Regions from separate parts of the Homo sapiens genome. Here region 2 is linked to region 1. Evidence: chromatin loops called from intact Hi-C (ENCODE). Cell type or tissue: HCT116. All regions are shown on one strand. Each heading gives the region's core, and the rest is flanking DNA. Links, peaks and the distances in the headings are about the cores only. Region 1 overlaps PARD3 (par-3 family cell polarity regulator). Region 2 overlaps PARD3 (par-3 family cell polarity regulator).

What was found. A loop is a pair of places that touch in the nucleus more often than their neighbours do. Peaks named below come from ENCODE experiments on the same cell type or tissue, not always from the same donor. Only the 100,000 strongest peaks of a DNase experiment are listed, where the experiment ranks them.
Region 2: it touches region 1 in a loop (4-fold over the local background); 5 of 110 quality-filtered maps call a loop at or near these places.

Annotation. Positions count from the first base shown.
Region 1 is chr10:34,632,353-34,643,552 of GRCh38, reverse strand. All of the region lies in intron 2 of PARD3 (par-3 family cell polarity regulator), which reads left to right. Among named protein-coding and RNA genes, the nearest start is that of PARD3, 180 kb to the left of the region's middle. RefSeq lists a silencer at 5,738-6,032. In HCT116, for the core only: CTCF peaks have their summits at 4,913 (motif pointing right) and 5,883 (motif pointing right); DNase peaks (open chromatin) are centred at 4,912 and 5,882.
Region 2 is chr10:34,244,357-34,255,556 of GRCh38, reverse strand. The region is part of intron 22 of PARD3 (par-3 family cell polarity regulator); the gene reads left to right. Among named protein-coding and RNA genes, the nearest start is that of LINC02629, 350 kb to the right of the region's middle. In HCT116, for the core only: a CTCF peak has its summit at 5,705; DNase peaks (open chromatin) are centred at 3,226 and 5,693.

The sequences.
Region 1 (11,200 bases), core at 1,298-9,297:
ATTTATACATAACAAAGCACTAACAATTACAGAAGGCCTTGATGCCTGTTCTATTATTCGTTTTATGTTTCTGTGAGTAATTGATGCTTTGATGTATTTTGGCCATAGAGGCACTATTGTAATGCATGTAGACTGACTTTCACTGGACAGAGGTTTGCTGAGCTGGTTCTGTTCATGTGCTATGGCTGGAGACATGAGGCAGAGGACACAGAGGCCCTGCCCTGATGGCACTCACACTGTAAACTTGAGGCAATGAGGACGCACAGTTAGGAGCTGAAGTTGTACCACAGAACACATAAAGGGAGAGTTAGACACAAGACGAGGGGGCTCCAGGTGAGCCAGTGAGAGCCGTGGGGCCTTCTGTCCCTCCAGCCAGCAGACGCTGAGTGACTGCAGGACCCAGCCGATTCCAGGTTCCCGAGCAAGCTGCCTTCTGTGCTTGTGATTTTTATGTTGTGGGGGGATTGATGGTGCCGCCTCAGGTGGAGATCAGTGTGACGGAGTCCACAGGGCAGGATAGAACACTGGATGTGTGCAGTAGGGTCTTAGGCCAAGTCCACTTTCTCTGATGGGGGAGCATTTCAGCAAAGGCCCTTCTGGGCATATGAAGGTTTCCCAGTCAGTTATCAGGGCAATGGGAAGCCACAGAGCTGGGGGTCTGCTGGAGAGTGATCAGGCTTGAGCGTTAATAAGGTCATCTGGCTGCACTGTAGGTGATGGAGCCAGGTAAGAGGCCCTGTAGTCTAGGCAGGAGGTGTGGGTAGCTCTGACCAGCAGTGGAAAGAGGGCAAAGTGGCCAGATTTGAGAGATGCTATTTAGGGAGGTGGATTGGAAGGGCTCTCGTGGGGGTCATGGGGAGGGGGCCGTCTAGGTAGCTGTCCTCAGGGTTTATCATGGGTACCACAGAGAAGGGAAGACATTTGGGCAGTCACTTAGCAAATTTGGGGCATGCCGAGTGGGGGTGCCATGTGGCATTCAAATTGCAGTTTGTGCAGGTAATCAAACTAGGGGCTTAGGAGAGGCCTGGGGAGGAGAAATGGACCTGGAAGTTCTCCGCCAGGTGGAGTGACTCAGGGTCTCAGGAAGAGCAGGCTGGTGAGGCAGAGCCAGGGTGTGGGGCAGAGTGAGTGGAAGGCCGTGAGAGGCAGGGCCAGATGGGGCTGGGTGGATCAAGGAAGAGGAGGGTCAAGGGCGGGCTTTCATTTGAGAGGGTGTAGAAAGCAAAAGAATGTTTTTAGAAAGATTCATGACAGCTGGGCCCTTTGACGTGGTAGTTGGAAGGATTGAGTGGAGAGAGGGAGGTGGAGAGTACAGAAGCAGCAAGGGATGACAGAGGGTGCGAGGCAGGGCAGGAGGCTCAGGAAGGCAGGGACTGTGTGCATGGGGGCCATGAGCCTTGGGTGGGCGGGGATCCCATGTACCCAGGTATGGGCCCAGGGTGGACAGGGGCCGTGCTTACAGGGCGAGGGGCCCCAGGTGAGTGGATACTGCCCGCAGGGGTGATGTGCCCCCGGTGGGCTCTGGGCAGTGTCCCAGTGCTACCCCTCGGCCCTGGGACCTTAGGTGTTCATTACCATTTAGTCTTGTTTACAGCCTGGGAGTTTCTAGTCAAGCACAGCTGGTGGGGAGGCTCCGTGCCTCTTCTCCTCTGCCACCTCCACCCTTGTGCCCTCCTCCACGCTCCCTTCTGGATGCCTCATGCACCTGTATTTCACGTGCAGGACAGGGTTCCATGGTCTGTCAGCCACCACCTACTGAGCTGTTCCCACGAGGCGCATGCCTCCCAGCCAGTGGGTCATCAGCCCATTTCACGAATGGGGGCAGGCTCAGGACTGATGAACTGCGGCACAGCTCACCCAGCCATGCGTGGTGCTCCGCCATGTGGAGAACTATGTTGCCTCCCCTGCGGAGGCCATCGGTGAGGGGGTGCTGGGCCATGAGGACTTGGGTGGGCTGGGGCTGTGTGCAGAATGGCCTCCTGTTTCTTACACGCCAAGGCTTCCTCCAGGCCCTGAGATTTTTCATGCAGTGCCTTTTACTAGTATGTAATCTTCCAGTAAAGACCACTGTTCAGTCAAAGACCAGAATGCAGGGCTCAAATACTTTCAGGTTCCGCCATTGCAGACGTTAGCCCAGGTAGGACTGTGCCTTTCTGCTGAAGAAGCAAAGATAGGCCAAGCCCCAGTCCCTCCTCCAGGCTTCCCCGGCAGCTCAGGGTGCGGGCAGGTGCCGGGAGGGAGAACCTGGTTAATTTTAATTGGCTTACATTTTTGGCCTCTGTGATTTCCTTGTTGGCCTCCTTGGGTGTGTGTTTAATTCAAGTAAGAGTTCATTATCGGAGTTCTTTTAATTATAAAATAAAGTGTGTTCGTGGTAAGGAGGTCACATCATAGAAAGCTGTAGGGAAGAAACTGGAAGTGCCTTTCATCTCCTCCCCCACCTAACTCCCCAGAATTAATCACAAATACTTTTGTGTGTATATTGTTCTGGAAATTGTAAATGTTTAAACAAATCTACTAAGGTATACTCTTCTGAAATTTTCCTTTGAAAATTTAGTTTATAATTTGGATTTATTTCTTGATGAGCACATGCTAAACTCATTCCACCCTTTTTTGATGAAAATTATTACATGTTTATTAATATATCACATTCCCTCCCTCCCTGTCCCTTTTTTCCCCCATAAAACACAATACTGCAGTGAATTTGTTTGAATACATCCCACAGAATATATAGCTGGCAATGGCATTGCTGGGTAAAAGGGAGTGTGCATTTAAAGTTTGGATAGGTGTTGTCAAATTGTGTTCCCTAAAAGTGCTTTTTTTTTTTTTTTTTTTTTTTTTTTTGAGATGGAGTCTCACTCTGTTGTCCAAGCTGGAGTACAGTGGCGCTTTCTTGGCTCACCACAGCCTCCACCTCCCGGTTTCAAGCAAACTCGTGCTTCAGCCCCCTGAGTAGCTGGGACTATAGGCGCATGCCACCATGCCCAGCTAATTTTTGTATTTTTAGTATAGAGAGGGTTTCACCATGTTAGACAGGCCCCCTGAGTAGCTGGGACTATAGGTGCATGCCACCACGCCCAGCTAATTTTTGTATTTTTAGTAGAGACAGGGTTTCACCATGTTAGACAGGCTGATTTCAAACTCCTGACCTCAGGTGATCTGCCTGCCTTGGCCTCCCAAAGTACTGGTATTACAGGTGTGAGCCACGGTGCCCAGCCAAAAATGCCTTTTAAAAGGTGCATATGATTTTCAGTTCCAGCTTCACTGAGTATTAGAATCTTTTAAAGAACGTTTCAGGGTGCCCAGACCCTTTGCTCTTGTAGGATTCACGCCTGCAGCCTCCAGGCCCAGGGATGGGGCAGGTGTGCTGTGCAGTTGCTGTGGGCCTCACTGTGTCATGGTGCACTCCACCCTCATTGCTGTAGCCTCGCTTGTTCTTTCTTCAGTTGTACAAGAGGAAGACTGAGACTGCTAGTCAGAGGGATTGGTATTTTCTTCTGTTCTGAATATAGAATCTTGGGAGGTTTTATGGAGAGAAATTAAGGGCATGTCTGTCTTTTATCTATGTTTGTATGTAACATGGTGTTTAATGAATATAACCCATGTGCTAGGTGCTTCACATAAATGGATTCTCATAACACTCTGCGAGGTATCTGCTCTTTTACTGTGTGTGTGTGGTGTGTGTGTGTGTGTGTGTCTTACTCTGTTACCGAGGCTGGAGTGCAGTGTTGCAATTATAGCTCACTGCAGCCTTGATCTCCTGGCCTCAAGCAGTTCTCCCACCTCAGCCTCCCAAGTAGCTGGGACTACAGGTACAAGCATGTACCACCAGCTAATTTTTTATTCTTTAAATGTTTTGTAGAAATGGGGTATTGCTCTGTTGCCCGGGCTGGTCTTGAGCTCCTGGCCTCTAGCAGTCCTCCTGCTTTGGCCTCGCAAAGTGGTGGCATTAGAGGTGTGAGGTACAGTGCCCAGTCTGTTTTCCGTGTTTTGTAATTTAATAAGATGTGAGCCTCAAGACCATTAGTGAGTGGTAAAGCTGAGATTTGATTCTCATCCTCCACCACACTAACGGGGATGTGCCCTAGGGCATGAAATGCTTCATTCCTGTTTGTTTAAAAACGTGTTTTTTTTCCTTGTGTTTTCCTATGTATTTTATTTTTTTTTTACTTTTATTTTTATTTTTTTGAGACAGAGTCTTGCTCTTTTGCTCACAGCAACCTTTGCCTCCTGTGTTCAAGGGATTCTCCTACCTCAGCCTCCCGAGTAGCTGGGATTACAGTCACGTGCCACCATGCCTGGCTAATTTTTGTATTTTTAGTAGAGATGGGGTTTCACCATGTTGGTCAGGCTGGTCTTGAACTCCTGACCTCAGGTGATCCATCTGCCTAGGCCTCCCAAAGTGCTGGGATTACAGGTGTGAGCCACTGCACCCAGGTGTAATTTGGTATCATCTTTATACATCTTCATGCCTACTCATATCTTCTTTCATAGATTAGAATGAATTTGAGAACAGAGGAAATTTTAGACATTATGCTAATGGCATGAGGATCCTAGGCCTAGTTAGAAGTCATCTTTGAAATAACTTCATAGAGCCGTATTTCATATTTCTCTTCTAAGAATTGTGAAAGAACTTAATTTTATTTCCCCAGAGAGAGAACTATAAATCATACGTATATAGTAACAAAGACAAAGAATGTTTGTGGAGGATTGAACTCAATTTAGAACTGATTTACACATCAGAGCAAGCCTGCTGAAAGCATAAGATTTTTACGTGGTTTTGCCAGACAGGTTGAAGGGACTATATTAAGGATAAATAGTTGAGCTGTTTTGTGGTATTTTTATTTCAAAATACCCAGAAATGGAAAGCAGTACTTTTCTTGTTTGGGTGTGATTCATGGACTGTCCAGCAGAGGGCACTGCCAGTTTGTGAGTGAGCATCCTTGCTGGCAGCTGAGTGAGCCTGCGCCTGCACTTCCCAGAGGAAATGGGTCTGAGTGTGATGTGGAAATAGTTACATTTTATTTTAGAATGTTGTCATGAAAGTTATCATAGGTGTCATAATAGCATTTGTAAGGTGTCACAGAAGATATTGCTGTTTCCTGCTACCTAGATGTACTGAACATTTTGCAGTTAGCTACTTAGCATGGTTTAGCTAATTGGGGACTGTTACTGACACATGGCTGGATCCCTACTTTGCCTCTCCTCCTTGAATTTGAGTTATATAAAGGAAATCTCAGTACTTAGGAATTTAGGGGAAAATGTTTAATTTTTGATGTGTAACCAAGAAGAAAGCATGGCAGTTTCTTATTGGTGGCTTCATGACTTACTGTGAATTTTTAATTTTTCTGAAATCTCAGGTATTTCTTTCCTTGCTGTGAATCCTGGGAAATGATTGCATTTGAAGTGGAGAATCACACAGCCTCCTTTAGTCCACTCTCCACAATGTCCAAATTATCTTTTGGTTATTCTTTTGTCTACCAGACTATCACAGCCATTATATTCTGTGGACTGAATTGTCAGTTTTCTCCACTGTAAGAATGGCGGGTGCACAGTCCGTGTGTCTTGTTTATGTGTACACTTGCAGATACAGAGTTGTTTTTGCCTCAGCTTTTCCTATGTAAAAGTTTTAAGTACTGTGTAAACATGCTTGTATACCTGGCTTTTGAATATATTTCACGCCTGCAAACTTAATTATTTGATGTGCATGGAAGTTGTAGAAGAGATCACTTGGTTTTTCTCTTAGGTTCACTTCTGTTTTTGTTTCTCTTGCTCCTTCAACTCACTGATGACAGGTGCTTTCCAAACTGCCGGCCTGATGCAGAGGTGCTGATTCCCCATTTGCTCTGCCCTTCTTTAGGGCTGCTGTACCGGCAGTGCCCACTGGGGGGCAGCGTGATTGCACACCAGCCTGCAAGGGTCTCCTTGGCTTTCTTTTCAGTTGGCAGGTGTGGGGGGCATTTTTGAGAACAAAGCACATTATTACTGAACGCTGAAACCCCCAGTGACAAAGCATTGTAGTGAATTCAAATGCACGATCCGGGAAATTCTCGGAGCCTCTGCGACTGGTCTCTCCAGCAGGGCCTGATACACAGGATCACTTGTAATTAAAACTAACACTTGTGGATGGGGGTGAGCTCTCACGTTAATGGACGTTTCTCATTGTACAACATTCAAAATATGTGGCAGGCCTTTGATAAGGAGTCTTTTTTCTTTCATCCCTTGAATAGTTATGAGGTGTGGAAATAAGAGGAGTTAGTTGGGAAAAAGCTTGCATGCTGGCTTTGTCGTTGTTTTTGAAAAGAATGGAAAATACTTGCAAATAAAGGCACATGGATTATTTTATCCATCTTGCACAAAACTGGGCTCATAGCACCTGATGGAGTCCTGGCTAACAGGTTTATTTTACTTATTGATTTCTGGAAATAAAGCAGGCACTAAACCGGACCACTTAACTATTTAAATCCTTGCAATAGGGTATAATTGTACTTTCAGATTTGTTTTTATATCAGTTGTGCAACATGTCTCAGGCAGTCATCTTGATTTTAAGTTCCTTTCTTTTAAGTTCATGCCTTATTCTCAACTTTCTTGCTCCGTAACAGAGCTGTGAATGGATAAGACTCGGTAGGCATTTGCCTAAAAGGTTTTGATGCTAGGAGGAACTGCACAATTCCTTTGCCCTTCTTGGTTTTCCTGTTTCGTGCTTATTTTTTATAAGCCGTGCATTGCTGTCGTGTGCAGCTGTGCACCCTCCTGCTGCCCGTCACGGCATCGGGTCTTTCCTGTGGGCCTCCTCGCCCTGCCCCACCTTTTCTCCAGGCATGAATCCTCCCCTAGAGCGCATGCAGTCAAATTAACGTGGAGACAGAGCCCATTATGAAGGAAATCAATTTATTCTAATTGGGTGACAACATTAGGCTTGACGGGAACTAGCACACCATCGTAAGCATCATGGTTACTTTGACTCTTCGTGAGGTGACTTAGGTGCAGTGTGATTTTCGTTTTCCATGCCTCCACCCCGCAGAAGCACCTGTGCGGTAACTGTCTGGGTTCATGTGTCCTGTGCTTCCAAAGCCTCTCGCCAGCGGCCTTTGTGGTGGGGTGGAGGGACTGGACAGGGGGCACCCAGTGAATTAACGCCAGAGAGTGTCTGGCCTCAGAAGGGCCAGCGAGCAAAGGGGTGTTAGCCCCGAGCCCGGATGGAGGAGGCAGCAGTGTGGGTTTGGATGACAGAGGGAAAGTAGAGATTTGGGAAGAAGAGGGTGGAAACAGGGTGGGTCTCCGTGGATTGCAGGGGAGGGTTTGTCTGCAGGTGTACAGGGAGTGCTGGCCCTGGTTTGGTTTAAACTGATGAGGGCCCTGGGCACATGCAAATGCGTAAATCTATCCTTCAGGCAAGGGATGAAAAACCGTTGAAGAGTTTTGGCTTCTTCTTCTTCCTTCTTCCTTCCGTCTTCCTTCCTTCTTCCTTCTTCCTTCCTTCCTTCTTCCTTCCTTTCTTCTTTCTTTCTTTCTTCTTCTTCTTTTTTTTTTAATAGAAGAAAAGTTACTTAAGAAAAGTTATCCTTGCGTAAAAAAAAATTCTGTGGAGGGAATATGGGGTGGGAGGTGTCCAGGCTCTGTTCTCATTGACCTGGGATTAAAGACCCAGTCTGCCCACACACTGTCAGCTTTACAACCTTAAGTAGTTCCAGAACCTTCCCAGACTTTGTCTATTAATCTGGGTAATATCAACTCACACAGCAAATGTGAGGAGAAAGTTCTACTGTATTTATAGAAGTCCAGCTCAGTTCTGGGACATACCGGTAGGTGCTCACTTGTTCTTTTCTCTTCCTACATCATCCTTTAAGATTGAATGAATAGCAAAGAAGAAAAACTAAAACAAGTATCTCATCGAGTGTTTTCTACATACCAGTTGACCAACCTCAAGGAATGGACCATTTAGCAGACTTGGTTGGTGTGTTCAGAGTCATAGGCATATAAATTTGAGTCGTACTGGGTGCTGTTCTGAGTGCTTTACTATCTCCCTTAGTTCTGTAGCAACCCTGTCACATTGAGACCCCTTACCACTACCGTCATTGTCGTACCCCTGTGGTCCCTCAGGATAGGCAGGAAAGTTAAGAAACTTTCCCATGTGGGGAAAAGGAGCTGAGCCCCAAATGCACACTCTCTGGCTCTAGGGCCCAAGCCCTCAGCCTTATGCCTGGCATCTCTCGCTCAGACAGGTAACCACAAGCTGACTTATTGCCCAATACTTTCTGGCTACCCCTATTTGAAATCCTATGCCTTTAGCATTTATCTGCAAATAGAATCAGAAGACCGGCAACATGGTGGGCTGAGAGCACCCATGGGGAGAAGCCTTGAATTCATCCATGGAGCTTGAACACGTCGCTGCATTTCTCCAGTTCTCCTCCTCCTTTGAAAATGTCTTAAATATGTATTTTTCTATAACCTCATGTTAGAAGTGAATCTCCGGTTTTGAGCAGTGTTTTCAGTGGAGCCATCGTGATGCCATCTGGGTGTGCTCTGAAACACAGTGACTATTTGGGGACCCAGTGTAGGCCGCCATTCTTCAGGTGGACGCTAGACATGAAGCACCACTGTGCCCTGGACTCCTGCTTCGCCTGTGGTGATGCCATCATGGCTGTCCCCTCACCTCATTCATGTTCAGATTCCCCCTGTTTGCTTTTTGATGCCTTTTGTTCCCAGCACTCCAGCTTCAATCTTAACTAGAAATCACCCAACAAACTGAAAAAGCTCCCAGTTCTGGAAATGGTACTTTGCAGCTTTCATTCTGCCCGTAATACATTTGAAAGCACCAAGTTTAGGGTCTCAGCAAAAAGCCAAAGCTGTCTCCATGTTTCATTTGAAGGTACTTTTGTTTTCAGTTGTTTCTTTGTGCATGTAAGAGCATTTTTTGCCCTGTTTTTGTTTCTTTCCTTCTTATTGAATGGAACAATTCTTTAAAACCTTGTACCTATCCTGCTTTCAGTTTCTTCTGTTTATTTAAAGCCTGAGTATTTCTTGTTTAGTTATAACAGCAGTAGTACATGCTAATGGGAAAGAAAATGGAGAAGTGTGTAAACTGGAAAATAAATAAAAATGTCCTGAATACCACATTCCTTCCCTCCCCTGGAGGGAAAACATTATCTTTTTTTTCCCGCATCCTTCCAGAAATTTTCTGCACATATATGAGCATTTTAAGCACACCCACACGCACAAATGGTTTCCCGCTATACGTACTGTTCTGCCAGTATATCTTGGATAAGTTTCCGCATCAGCAAATGTAGATTGACTTCATCTGTTAACAGCTCCTTAGTAATTAGGGGATAATTTCTCACAACTCCCCTATTTTTTCTGGGTTTCCAAACAAGCCGCCTTGGATCTATTCCCAGGGTTCTCCCCAAATAGTGCTCTTCCAGTTCTGCTTCCTTTAGGAAGGAGTTTCATCTTCTAGTGTCATCTATTCCTGCCATTGTGTAGCTTCCTGGGTCTGTTACTGATTACCTTTTGAATAAGAAAGGGACAGGTCAGAGGACTCAGGCTGGAACTAGACAGGTCAATGTAGTTGAGTATGGAATAGGGGTTAAAATGGACGCTAATGGCCTTCTACTTAAAACTCTCAAAACTAGAGAAAGGAAAAGTGAAGCCACAGTGAAATGTCACCTCCCTCTTGTTAGAATAGCTGTTATCCAGAAGACCCCACAAAATGACCAGTATTGTGAGGATGTGGAGAAAAAGGAACCCTCATACACTGTTGGTGGGAATGTAAATTAATACAGACATTATGGAAAACAGCATGGAAGTTCTTCAAAAACCTAAAAATAGAACTTACCATATGGTCCAGCAATCCTACTTCTGGGTGTTTACCTGAAAGATTTGAAATCAATATGTCGAAGAGATGTCTCCACACCCGTGTTTGTTGCAGCGCCGTTCACTGTAGCTAAGATACGGCACCAGCCTACGTTGGACGGATGGATAAATGGTCTGTATACACAGTGCAGTACTAGTCAGTCATAAAACAGGAAGAACTTCTGTCATCTGTGACAACGTGTATGGAACTAGAGAACATTGTGTTAGGTGAAATAAGCCAAACACAGAAAGACAAATACTGCCTGTTTTCACGGATACGCAGAATCTGAAACCATTAAACTCACAGAAGCAAAGAGGAATGGGGGTTAGAGGTTGGGAGGTTAGCGGTTGGGAGGGGGGTTGGGGAGATCGTAACCAAAGGGCACAAAGCCTGGGTTACATAGGAGGCATAGGTTTGATTTATTTCTTATTCTTTTTTTTGGAGCTCTGTTACATGGTGTAGTGAATGTAGCTAATAATTGAGTTCCGTACATTTTAATACTGCTGAGAGTAAATTTCATATGTTCTCATCATAAAAAATGTTGAATATTTGAGGGGATGGAAATGTTAGTTAACTTGATTTATTCATTCCACATTGTATTAAACAATAACATCACTTTTGTACCTCAATGATAACTTGTCAATATACAAGAGAAATTTAAGAAATCTCAAATCTTGAGCCTCCAAGTCAGGCGAGCCCCTGGGGGTGAAAGCCCCGCTCTGTTGTTTGGCCTGCAGGTTGGCCTCCCTTCTTAGCCTCTGCGCAGCCTCCTCGGTTCCTCCCCGAGCCACCTGTGGCCACTGGAGCTCTGTTAAGCCAACGGGAAGTAAAGACACTCCAACCATGCATTAGAAAAATCACAATCGGAATGATAATTGATTCCTTCTGTTTGAATCTATTGGAGTGTTACAGATGCTTTGATGAAGGTAAGACTTGCTGGGTTTATCCTCTAGAGCTGTACGCTACTAATGCTTTGTATTTATGTATAATCAGTATAATAAGCTTTTGACTGCATAAGATTCTTATTTTCAAAATATACATTTTTAGCTACCCCATTTCTAATTTCTCTCAAAAGCAGCATTTCTGATTTGTATCTACCTGGTACAGATGCCAGAGGAGCTGGTGTTGGCAGTATTATCTGTGTTTACCTACATCGAACTGTTCATACCTTCTTCTGAGATACTGTTCTTCTCTGGTCTGTCTTTTGCCAGCCCCTTAAAACCAAAGTTAATTCCTTTGTCCTACATGGGACTGATTTGCTTAGGAGAAAAGTGATGCCCCACTGTCCCCTGGCTAATGGCGTGTGAAGGTTGTGGTGGCCTCCTTAGCGCAGAGGATGGGGCTGGA
Region 2 (11,200 bases), core at 1,121-9,120, 390 kb after region 1:
TGATTACTTAACAGGTCATTCATTACCAGGCAGAAAGTTTGAAAAGCAGTAATTTTTTAGTCTTCTGAAAGTTATATAATACACTGAACCTGTATCAGGTACTTAGAAGGCAGTGCAGTGGTAAAATAAAAATTTAACTCCAAGTTTGTTTTTAATTCTATTATTACCTAGGATTTTTAAAGAAGGGAAGGGCAGGATGCAAATGGAATTGGGGTGTGCTGAGGTTGTAGAGGACCAGTTGAGCAAGGTACAGACAATACAACTCCAAGGGGTGCTATAAAACTATAGCGTGGATTGGAACACTTCCGGTGATTTTTTTTCTGGCAGTTGGCAGCCAAGTGTCTTGAGGAATGAGGGTTTTCTCTGTATTTCACAAAGTCACTGTGTGGTCTGTGGCAGAAAGGAGGGAGATCTAAAAAATGATTTAAATCGTAAATTATTAGAATTTGGTTGCAACAGAATTTGTGGGGGAGGGTTTTGGGGGTTTTGCAAGCTATTAGCATAATTTAAAAAATACCTGCTTTGTAACAAAAACTAAAGCTGATTGAGGTTACAGACTTCTAGTTATTCTTTTCCTTCTATTTCCTTCTTTCCTTTGGTCTGTATGTTTCAGCCCTGTGAAATAGTCAAGGGTTTAAAGTCTTTGCACAAGCCCAGAGTTCTTGTACACATCTGTCTGTCAGTGTATCTGGCAGCCTTTGTGACTGATTACTCACTTCCCCACAATTTGACTGTGGGCCAAGAATTGTGGTAGGTGCCTGTGGTAGGGATGGAAATGAATAAGACCTATTCACCCCTCAGGGTCACCCCACCTGGTATCACATAGCAGACCACACTCAATACATTGTGTACAGAGTGATAAGAATTAAATAGGATGCTAAGGAGACTGACTCAGGTTGAGGAAGGATGGGCTTCTAAGGGGTGATGTGCTTGAGCTGCATCCTGAATTCCTAAATGGGAAAGAGCTAAATTTTTATACACACACACACACACACACACACACACACACACACACACACGTTTACCTACCTAGATGTTAATACTCACCTTTCATCACTATTTTTAAATGTTGATTACACAATTACAATGACAAAAAGAGAGATCATAGATGTTATAACAAATGTAACTTTATCTTAATTTTTTTGTTTGTTTTTGTTTTTGTTTTTGTTTTTGTTTTTGAGACAGAGTCTTGCTCTGTCGCCCAGGCTGGAGTGCAGTGGTGCGATCTCGGCTCACTGCAAGCTCTGCCTCCTGGGTTCACGCCATTCTTCTGCCTCAGCCTCCTGAGTAGCTGGGACTACAGCACGTGCCACCATGCCCAGCTAATTTTTGTATTTTTAGTAGAGATAGGGTTTCGCCATGTTGGCCAGGCTGGTCTCGAACGCCTGATCTTGTGATCCACCCGCCTTGGCCTCCCAAAGTGCTGGAATTATAGGAGTGAGCCACCACTCCCGGCCTTAAAATTTTTTTAGTTTGTTTGTATTCATCAGGTACAAGTGCAGTGTTGCTACATTGGTATATTATATTGTGGGAAGTCAGGGCCTTCAGTGCACCCATCACTGGAGCAATGTGCGTGCTGTACCCACCGAGTAACTTCTCATCATCCAGCCCCCTCCCACTCCCACGCTTCCAAGTCTCTGCTGCCCGTCATACCACACTCTGCTTCTGTGTGTCCACATTATTAAGGTCCCACTTATGAGTGACAACATGCTGACCTAGTTTTGACAGACAGGGGACCTAGTTAAGGTACTGGATTTATATCTTCCTGGTAAATATTAAATATGATGAACACTTTACTGTGAAAGTTCCTAGATACCTCTTGCCCTGAAAAGCCACTGGCAGACAGCTGTGTCTTCTCTGAGTGGTCGTCTGATTCTTTGAAACTTTCTATGATATTTCAGCAATTAAGGATTGCTTAGCCTCTACACTCATGGTGTCCTGAAACCTCAGGTAGCTGAGGCCTTAAGACCTGCGGGATAATGAGGGAGAGCCAGGCCATGAAGAGATGCTGCAGACCCTCCAAGGTAGCAACCAGATGGCTTCTAGGCCTCAGGTACCGTGGCTCATCACTGTGGGTGGTGATTGTGACTGTATGGATCAGTTCCAGAGTAGGTCTGTCAGAATATCAATGTCTTTAATATAGTTTTAAGCATTTGAAGAATTTAACATTCTTGGTTTGGCCATTCATGACTGTGAATGACACATGATTTACAGTATTGCTAGGGCCTGTAGGCTTTGCTGGAGCATGAGGGGTTAAAGAACTAATGTGAGTCAAGGACAGTATCTGTTGCGCACCTACTTGACACAAACTACTTTACTAGGCCATTTCAGATACACAGACAAATGTCGTAAAGTAATGATTGAGTCCACACCTTCCTTCTGATATTTATTTGTAAGGAATTTTATTTGCATCTGGGAGAGTTCCATTAGTCTCTCTTTGTAACAGACAAATCTAAAACCTACTCCCACAGTTTCTTGTAAAGACCAGCACATCTTTGAATTGTCTTGGTTTTTTAATAAGATTTCCAGCTTTTATACCAGATCAAGGCAAACTGGATGTAAATATAGCGTTATCCTTGCTGAACACTGTTGCAGACCAACAGGTTCACAGTTTCCTACATCCTACCCATTTATAACTGAAACAGTATGTCAGTTGATTTTTAAAAGTGCAGGTGGTTTTCTGATCGTTCACTATGATTTCCTTTACAGCAAGGGCATGAGAGCACCATTTCCCCACTTTTATATCTAGTCCGTTCTTGAAAATGTGTAACAAATGACTATGCATATATATATATATAGACATACATACACACATACACATATATATAAAGTTATATATATACACACACATAAACATATATATTCACAGAAGTTGTGTTCTCAGAATAATAGTAAAATAAACAATGATGCTTCATGCAGGCACTGGTGATAAACTCCACTGTGTCGGGATGATCCAGGGCTGAGACACAGATCAGCAAGGGCCGCTGCCATTTCCCTTTCAGATCACTGTAGAGACAGGTGTGTGCAGACAGGAAGCACCCTTTTCCATTAACTGTCTCTCCTGACCCCTCTCTGGACTCTGCCAGCGCTTGCCCATGGCCATCAGGGTTAAGTTTGCCTGTGTGGCTTCCAAGGAGAGCAACGGGGAAGGGAGAGGAAGGACGAGGAGATAACAAGTTGGTTGGCAGCCCAGGCAAATTCTGGGACGTCACAGGAGCCTCAGTCCTTAGGAGGGAGTGAGTCAGAGGTGCTTCTGCATGGAATGTCACACTCTCAGGAGCACACACCTGTAGGGACCTCAGCTGCCTCTGAGGGGCCTGGCTCTGTCCCCAAAGCACAGCAGCTGGGGGCAGGCAGGCAGCACCACCACGCAGTGACTGGTGTTAGTTGACGTGACCACACGCAGGTAATTTAAAAGTGCAGCTCTCCCCTCCCCCTCCCCAGCACACCCTGACTCCCTTCCCTGCCTTCTTTTTCTTGCTAGTCCTTATGGCATTATGATGCGGCATAAATGCACTTTAAAAATGTTATCATCCGTCTCCTCCAACTAGAATGAAGTTGCATTTTGGAGCGGGGCAGGGGGTGTTGTCTGTTGTCTGTTTCATTCACTGCTGTATTCCAAGTTCTACCACACAGACATTCAAATATGTTCAATAAATTAAGGAATGGATAAACCAAACTCCTCATCAGCACAGCAAAGACAGTTTATGGGATGTATGTGTGATAAGACTGTAAGCTGTGTAGGAGCAGAGAGAGCCTGTTTTTAGAAAAGAAACCTGGAGTTTCTGTCAGCAAAATGCAGTTAAACATTTTAAGTGTTAAAGTCCCTTTTGCTTATTGTATGTTAAACTTATAATTCTTGTAGGTTTCTTAGAACTTGTATAGTTTTGAGAGAGAGAGAGAGGGGGAAGAGCAAAAGAGGATTTGATACAACACCATACCATAAGATGATAAGGTAAGATGTGATGTAGGTATTTTTAAGAGCACAGGCTCTGAAGCCAGCTTAAGTTCACATCCCAGCTCTGCCATTTAACCTTCTGTGCCTTACTTCTTGTATCTGCAAAACGGGGATAATAACACTTACCTCACTGGGGTTTTTTTGTGAGCATGACATGAATGACTACATGTAAGGCACTTTGAACACTGCCTGGCACACAGAGCAGTCCCATAAATGTTAGTTGCTATTGTTCGTATGATGCCACCACTACCATCACCGTCGTCTTTGTTCTTGAGTTCTAAGGGCATTTCAAAGCTAAAAGGTTTGCCACAGAGATTGTTTTTGCATGGGTATGATATTGGATTCTGTATCTTATTTTTAGCATCTTTTATGTGTAAACACCACTTAAGTTAGATTTGTCACCTTTGTATTTCATGATACAACTGATGTCTGTACCTCTTTACCTTACATACTGCTGCTAAAATGGGCATGGTTATGGACATTTGATTAATTTCTGTAATTAGGAAGCGTCTTAATCTTTAGTAATTTGGTATAGTATTTCACTTGAATAGCTAAAGATTAATTTCCATAACAGGAGACTAAGGTGAAAGAGGTTTATGATATTAGAGGATGTGATTGAAGATCGTGCAGGCCTCAGGCCTGGAGTCAGATTCTCTCAGAGCTTGTGATGCAACCTGGGTAATTCTCACTCTTAAGAGAGAACTGCTTTCCTCCTGGAAGTGTGGAGGGGAATGATAAGGCCGTCTTCAATAGCTGTATGATATATTTAAATAAAATCTGCCATAGAATTGCATAATATTAGTATTATAAATGCCTTGTATCATTATATGATAATTAAAATAAGTTCTATGTTAATAAATATGTAGTGTACTATTATTGATGTTTGCTTTATGGTAAACAGGAAACATCTTGAGTGATTTTTTTTTTTTTATTTCCAGCTTGGAAATGATAAACAAAATCTGAAAAGGGGCTTACTTTTTTTTCTTTTATTACTGAGTATGTCTGTTTCTGGCACATTTTTTCCACTTACCTGGGTCAACTACATACATATCTCCTAAAATGAAGTCTCTGTATACCCAAGGGTAGCTAAATGCCCGTCAAGGAATAAATGAATGCATTTGAGTTGTTTTAATTAGCTAGGTATGATTTAAAGGTTGCTGAAATCAAAAAGCCTTATTCATTTTTCATCAATAATCACTTACCTTAATATTTCATTAGAACCTGCTGATTTGCAGACTCCTTCTGGGCTTTGATTCATTATGACTGCAGACATAATTTAACTTTCTCTCTTTTTCTCGTTCTGTATTATGCTCTTTCATCTCTGAGACACTATTAAGATGTTTCCAGCATTCAGAAGGCTGCTAATTGATCCAACTTTTTTTTTCTTTTTTTAACTGTACTTAAAGCTAAGAGTTCTAGGCTGTGGAAAGCTGTGTGTGTGTGGAGGGGGAGCAGTTTTCTTTAATTCTTTAAACAGCTGATAATAACGTGTAAATTTTCTATTTCATATGTTCCAAGAATTAGGATGGACTTATTGTATGCAGCAGGCAGGAAGTACATAGTTTGGCCACATTCTTAAGAGTATGCCATCAATTGGAAAGAACAAAGCATCTCGTGTGTGGCATGCTCACCAGATGAGATTGCTATCCATGCATATACCTTATTTTCAAAATATTTCTCTAGTTGCTTTAGATGCAGCCTAGCATGTGGCCTCGGATGTGCAGCGTGCCTGGTGGACTCAGGTAGTGACTGCTATCCCAGGCATCTGTGCTGCCACCTAGGGAGTATGGCTCTCATGCGGAGAAGTTGAGAGATGGGCCCTCAGATTAATAGGATGCTTGTGCAGAAAAGAGCCATTCTTCTTCTTAAACTGTGCCTTTATATGAATGATCAGATCAGAGCCAGAGACAGACCATACAGGGTGGGGGACATATGGTTGGAACTTCTTAAAAGCCAAAATTCCAGGCACCTGTCTTTAAACACAGTTATATCTTAGTTTTTTGGGGGAGAGTAGCTAATCTAAAACTTAAAAATATACCCAGCACGGACTGGAATTCTGACTGGCTGATGCTGGCAATGAGAAAAGAAAATAGATAAATGTGTAAATAGGTATTTTTCATTTCTTCCAGATTATGAAATGCTGCATGTCTGTCTTTTATAACCATGTTAAATGGTTTGTATGAAGTGCATATTATTAACTTTCACTAGCTGTGCCAGTTTTGATGCCGAGTAAAAATTCCTAAATGTTAAGGAATAAATTTGTGTCCTTAAAAGCTTGGTAAATGCAGGCTGAGCATGCTGGCTCATGCCTGTAATCCCAGCACTTTGGGAGGCTGAGGTGGGAGGATTGCTTGAAGCCAGGAGTTTGAGACCAGCCTGGGCAACATAATGAGATGTCTACTGTTAAAAATTAGAAATGAAAAAATTTGGTAGATGTAGATGTATATGTATTCAGAAGTGTAAGTATATTCATTGGACTAGACCTTTTATTAACTTATTGATACTTTCCAGGAAACGTAATGCTGGTCTCCCTTACCACTAGATTTCTGTTTCAAACACAAGTCTAAAAAAAATTAAGGAGCCACCAATATAAATATCTACTGATGGAGAATTAAAAGAACTCTTATGTGTTAAGAGATTTTAACCACCATTTAAAATTATCAATCCCCGGTTAACTAAGGCTGCTCTTCACATTTTGCTTACCTTTGGAATATTTATTGATAGTGCTTTCTAACACTTTGTGTGTGTGTGTGTTGGAGTTAACATGGCTTGCTTTGTGTGAGTATGAATTTTAATACTATTCTTTGTTTATGATGATCTTCAGGATTCTGGAAGAAGTTTTCAGTATAGACTGTCTCTTCATTGGGCCTTAACTTTGTGATCTCAGCCTGCCTTTGCGGCTTCACAGCCATTTTTCTACCTGTGTGTGCAGGTGTGTGCTGGTGCTGGGAGGTGCTATTGTAGACAGAGCATGAGGCATTGGATTCAGATCCTGGCTCTGCCACTTAACTTGGATGTTGGGCAAGTTATCTGACCTCTGTGAGCCTCATTATATTCATCTGTATTTCCATTTTTTTGTCCTATTGTTAGACCATATGTCAGCTGTGTCCTGATTTTTATATTTAGAGAATATGTTCTTGCCATGCATCATGATCTGTGTTAGAAGCTATTGGGGTTGAAAGAGAAAAACAGATTCAATTTCTGATAGTAATGTTCTTCCAGTCTTTTGGGAGATAACAGACGGACTTAAATAACACCACCAGTTTTATTGACCATGCTGTTTATTTTAATAGCTAGGCCAGAATGGTTTGATTGACTTTTGAAAAATCTGGTATTTTTTTTTACCATATGGACAAGGCCATATCTGGAGTGCCAAGCTAATAAGCCTTCTTTTCTCTGCCAGTGAACCATGAAAGTTGTTAGCAAAATGTTTTATCTTGAATTGATCCATTTTCCAAGCTCTTGGTGATATAAACACCCATCTTAAGGGATAAAATGCAGATTATCTTTCATCAGTCATTGGAAATTTGTTGCATTAAAGAACTGTAGGCAACTGGTATGTGAAATGATCTAGAAAGGAATGTACCTAGTGTGGTTGGGGATGCCTAAAAATGTGTAGGACTCCCGTAAATCAGTTACTTATCAGTACAAAGCACAGGTCACATTATTTTGAATGATGTTGTAATACTTGAACGTAAAAAATGGGAGTATAGTAGTACTTAATTGTAACATTTTTCTTAAACAGTTAAGGTTTAAAGGAAGATGACCGTACTTTTCCGATTATTAACAAAAGGTCCAATGTATACACCATTCTGAGTCAGAATACCACCAATTTCTGTGTCTAGCAATGAAACAATGTAACCAGTATTAGTTGTCTTTCAATCTAATCAGTGAATTAAGTATTCATTCCATCCCAAGCCTCCTTGTTACCATCAAAATATTTGTATCTTTCATTTCTCTCCTCTTTATGTTCCTGTTTTTCTTTATGTTCTTTAGCATGTATTTGAAGCATCTTTTTAAAAATTCTTTTTCCTCTGATTCTATCATCACTGTCCTTTCTGGGTCTGTTTTTGTGTTTTTTGTTTTGTTTGTTTTGTTTCTTTCAGAGTCGCTGTGTCACGCAGGCTGGAGTGCAGTGGCGTGATCTTGGCTCATTGCAACCTCCGCCTCCCAGGTTCAAGCAATTCTCCTGCCTCAGTCTCCTAAATAGCTGGCATTACAGGTGTCTGCCACCATGCCCGGCTAATTTTTGTATTTTTAGTAGAGATGAGGTTTCACCATGTTGGCCAGGCTGGTCTCGAACTCCTGACCTCAGGTGATCCACCCACCTTGGCCTCCCACAGTGCTGGGATTACAGGTGTGAACCACCATGTCTATCCTGTCTGTTTCTATTGATTGATTTTTCTCCTGATTGTGGCCACATTTCCCTCTTCCTTTCTATGTCTAATAATTTTTTATCAGATGTCAGACATTATACATTTTGTATTACTGAGGGCTTGGGTTTCATTTTTTTTTTTCCTTTGGAAGGAGGCTCTTGCTCTGATACCCAAGTTGGAGTGTGGTGGCTCACTGCAGCCTCACACTCTTGGGCTCCAGCAGTCCTCCCACCTCAGCCTCCTGAGTAGCTGGGACTACAGGCATGCACCACCACACCTGGCTTCATTGTATTTTGTGTGTGTTGGATCTTTCCTGGCAGGCAGTTAAGTTACATGCTAATCTTTTATATTTAAATTACCTTTTAATCGCTTTTAGACCAGTTGCAGAGTAACTTTCATTCTAAGGCCTAATTTAGCCCCATTTCCAAGGCGTAGCCCTCCTTGACTGAATACCCTGGGTATTCAGTCCATGCAGTCTCCTCCTCTGCGTGGGTACTATCAGGGTGCCCACAGTTGTTCATCTTACGGCCGCCTGGTATTTATTCTTTTCACAAAAGTTGTTCTTGTCTGGGCTTATAGGATTTTCCCTTACTCATGCCCAGGGTGGGAATCAAAGACTGAAGAGGGCCCGTGCTGATTTCTGGAGCTCTTTCTCTGTGTAGTTCTCTCCTCTCAGGTCATCTGTCTAAAGATGCTGACCACCTTAGCCTCCCAGATTCATAATTCTGTCCCCTCAACTCAGGGTGGCTGCAGTGTGGTTTGGTTTTGCTCCCTGCACTGCAGTGCCCAGAAAGCCAAGGTGATGGTGGGGCACCCCTTCTTTTTTTCCTTTTCTCAGGGGTTACAGTCTTAGCCATCTTGGTCCCCAGTTCCTGCTGAAAATAGTTGTTTCCTATTTTTGACTAGTTTTCTAGTTGCTTATAGTAGGAAGTTAATTCTGGACTACTGTATCTTCTTATTGCTGGAAGTGGAAATCTCTTAAAATATATTTGAACAACTGTTCTGCCAAAGGCTTCTACCATCTCTTTACCTCATTCTTACTCTTAAACCCCTTAAAATGGGCTTCAGCCCCTCTCTACTGAAGAAAATTCTTTTCAGGTGACAAAATTGCCAAATCTGGAGGCCATCAGGAAAATGTGTCCACATTTGACTTATAGGACACCCTTCTTCCTTGGTCACTAGTGCTCTCCTGTGTCTTCACTGCTGATCCCCACCTTTTGGGGAGTTCATTTGTCCCTGTTGTGATTCTCACGTGCCTACACCCTTGTCTATGTTTCTCCCTGTCACGTCTTCAGCTGTCACTGGTATGATTTCCATTGACACTGTAGTAGTGCCGCTCTGTGGCACACACCAAGCCTGGCTCTGCACACATGTCTCTGGGCATCCTGACAGCATCACGAACTCAACGGGGACAGATCTGGTGGGGTCTTTATTATCCAGACCGTGGCTGCCACTGTGTACCATCTCTCTGCTCTTTTCACCAGCACCCTGTCCATCTCCTGTGCTCTTCTTGCTTCTCCGTCCTTAGCCCTCATACCTAGTTCCGGAGTGTTATTGATTCTATTTCTATACTTTTTCTCAGATCAGTTCTTCTCCACACATTCCTTGTTTTGTTTTGTTTTGTTTTGTTTTGTTTTGTTTTGTTTCAGGGATGTATTACCCCTTGTCTGGCATAATGAAGTCACAGCATTTACGTGTCCACACCTGTCTCAGCCCCCTTGATCCCTCTTAGTCCTGTCTGTTACCTTTCTAAATTCTAGTCAGGGTGGCCTCACTCACCCTCTCCAAAGAACGACGGCAGAATCAAGTCCAACTTACTTGGCGTGGCATTCTCATTCTAGGGAAGCACTGCTGACTCAATCCCCAGTATTTATCCTCATTGAAACTAGTCACCTAGGGCTCTTTCCCATCCCATATTGCGTCAAGCATTTTCCTACCCCCGTTACGTATGCCTTCTCATCAGTGTGGAACGCCCTGCTGCAGCCCTCTCCTGATTCTCCAATGCCATCTTTTCTGCAAATTTAGTACTTTTAGTTGGAATGAATCTCTTCCTATCCTCAGATCTGACAGAGTTTGTATGTCTGCTAAGACTTCCTTGGGTGTCTAAACAGGATTGTTAAAAGCTATCTGTATCCGCTCCACTTTTTGCAGTTTGTACTTTTCCCTGTGTTCTCCCGACATCTTCTTTGGTGATGTTGGGAAGTCATTAAGGCACTTCCTGAGATCTGTTTTTAGGACTCACACTGCTGCTAGAAAACAGTCTCATACATAGGGCTGTGGGGTCACTGTGTACAAGGCAAGCTCTCCTGTAAGGAAATAAGAACTTATCTTAAGGAGATAAGGATAAGGACCATGCCTTAATTCACCCTTATCCCCTCCAAATTCATGTGTACATTTTTGGAGAATTTAAAGGCAGTATGTAAGATGAATGAATGAAAAATGATGACTTCAAGATACTTAATAACTCGATTCATTTATTTAAGAAGATTCCTTTATATAGCATGTGAACTCAGCATGTAAGAATGATTCAATTTTTAAAATTAGATTGTATAAGATTTTTAGTAACATATCAATGACATGGGACAGAATATATCACTTTACAAATCTATTATTACACTGTAATTTTTTGCTAGGACTTCTTTCCTCAAAAATAACCATAATTCAGAATTGATAACGTTGCATTTTTTTCTTGGTGAATTTCTTAAGCCAGTGGTCATGATATAATATCCTCCTGATACTGCTGGATTCAAGAACAGGTATCAAAAGGAAACAAAGTATGTAGGTTATTTTGAGGCCCTTCAGTATCTCTGTTCGTCTGTGTTTTCTTCCTGGGCCGTTATTCAGGCAAGACTGGGCACTATGTTTA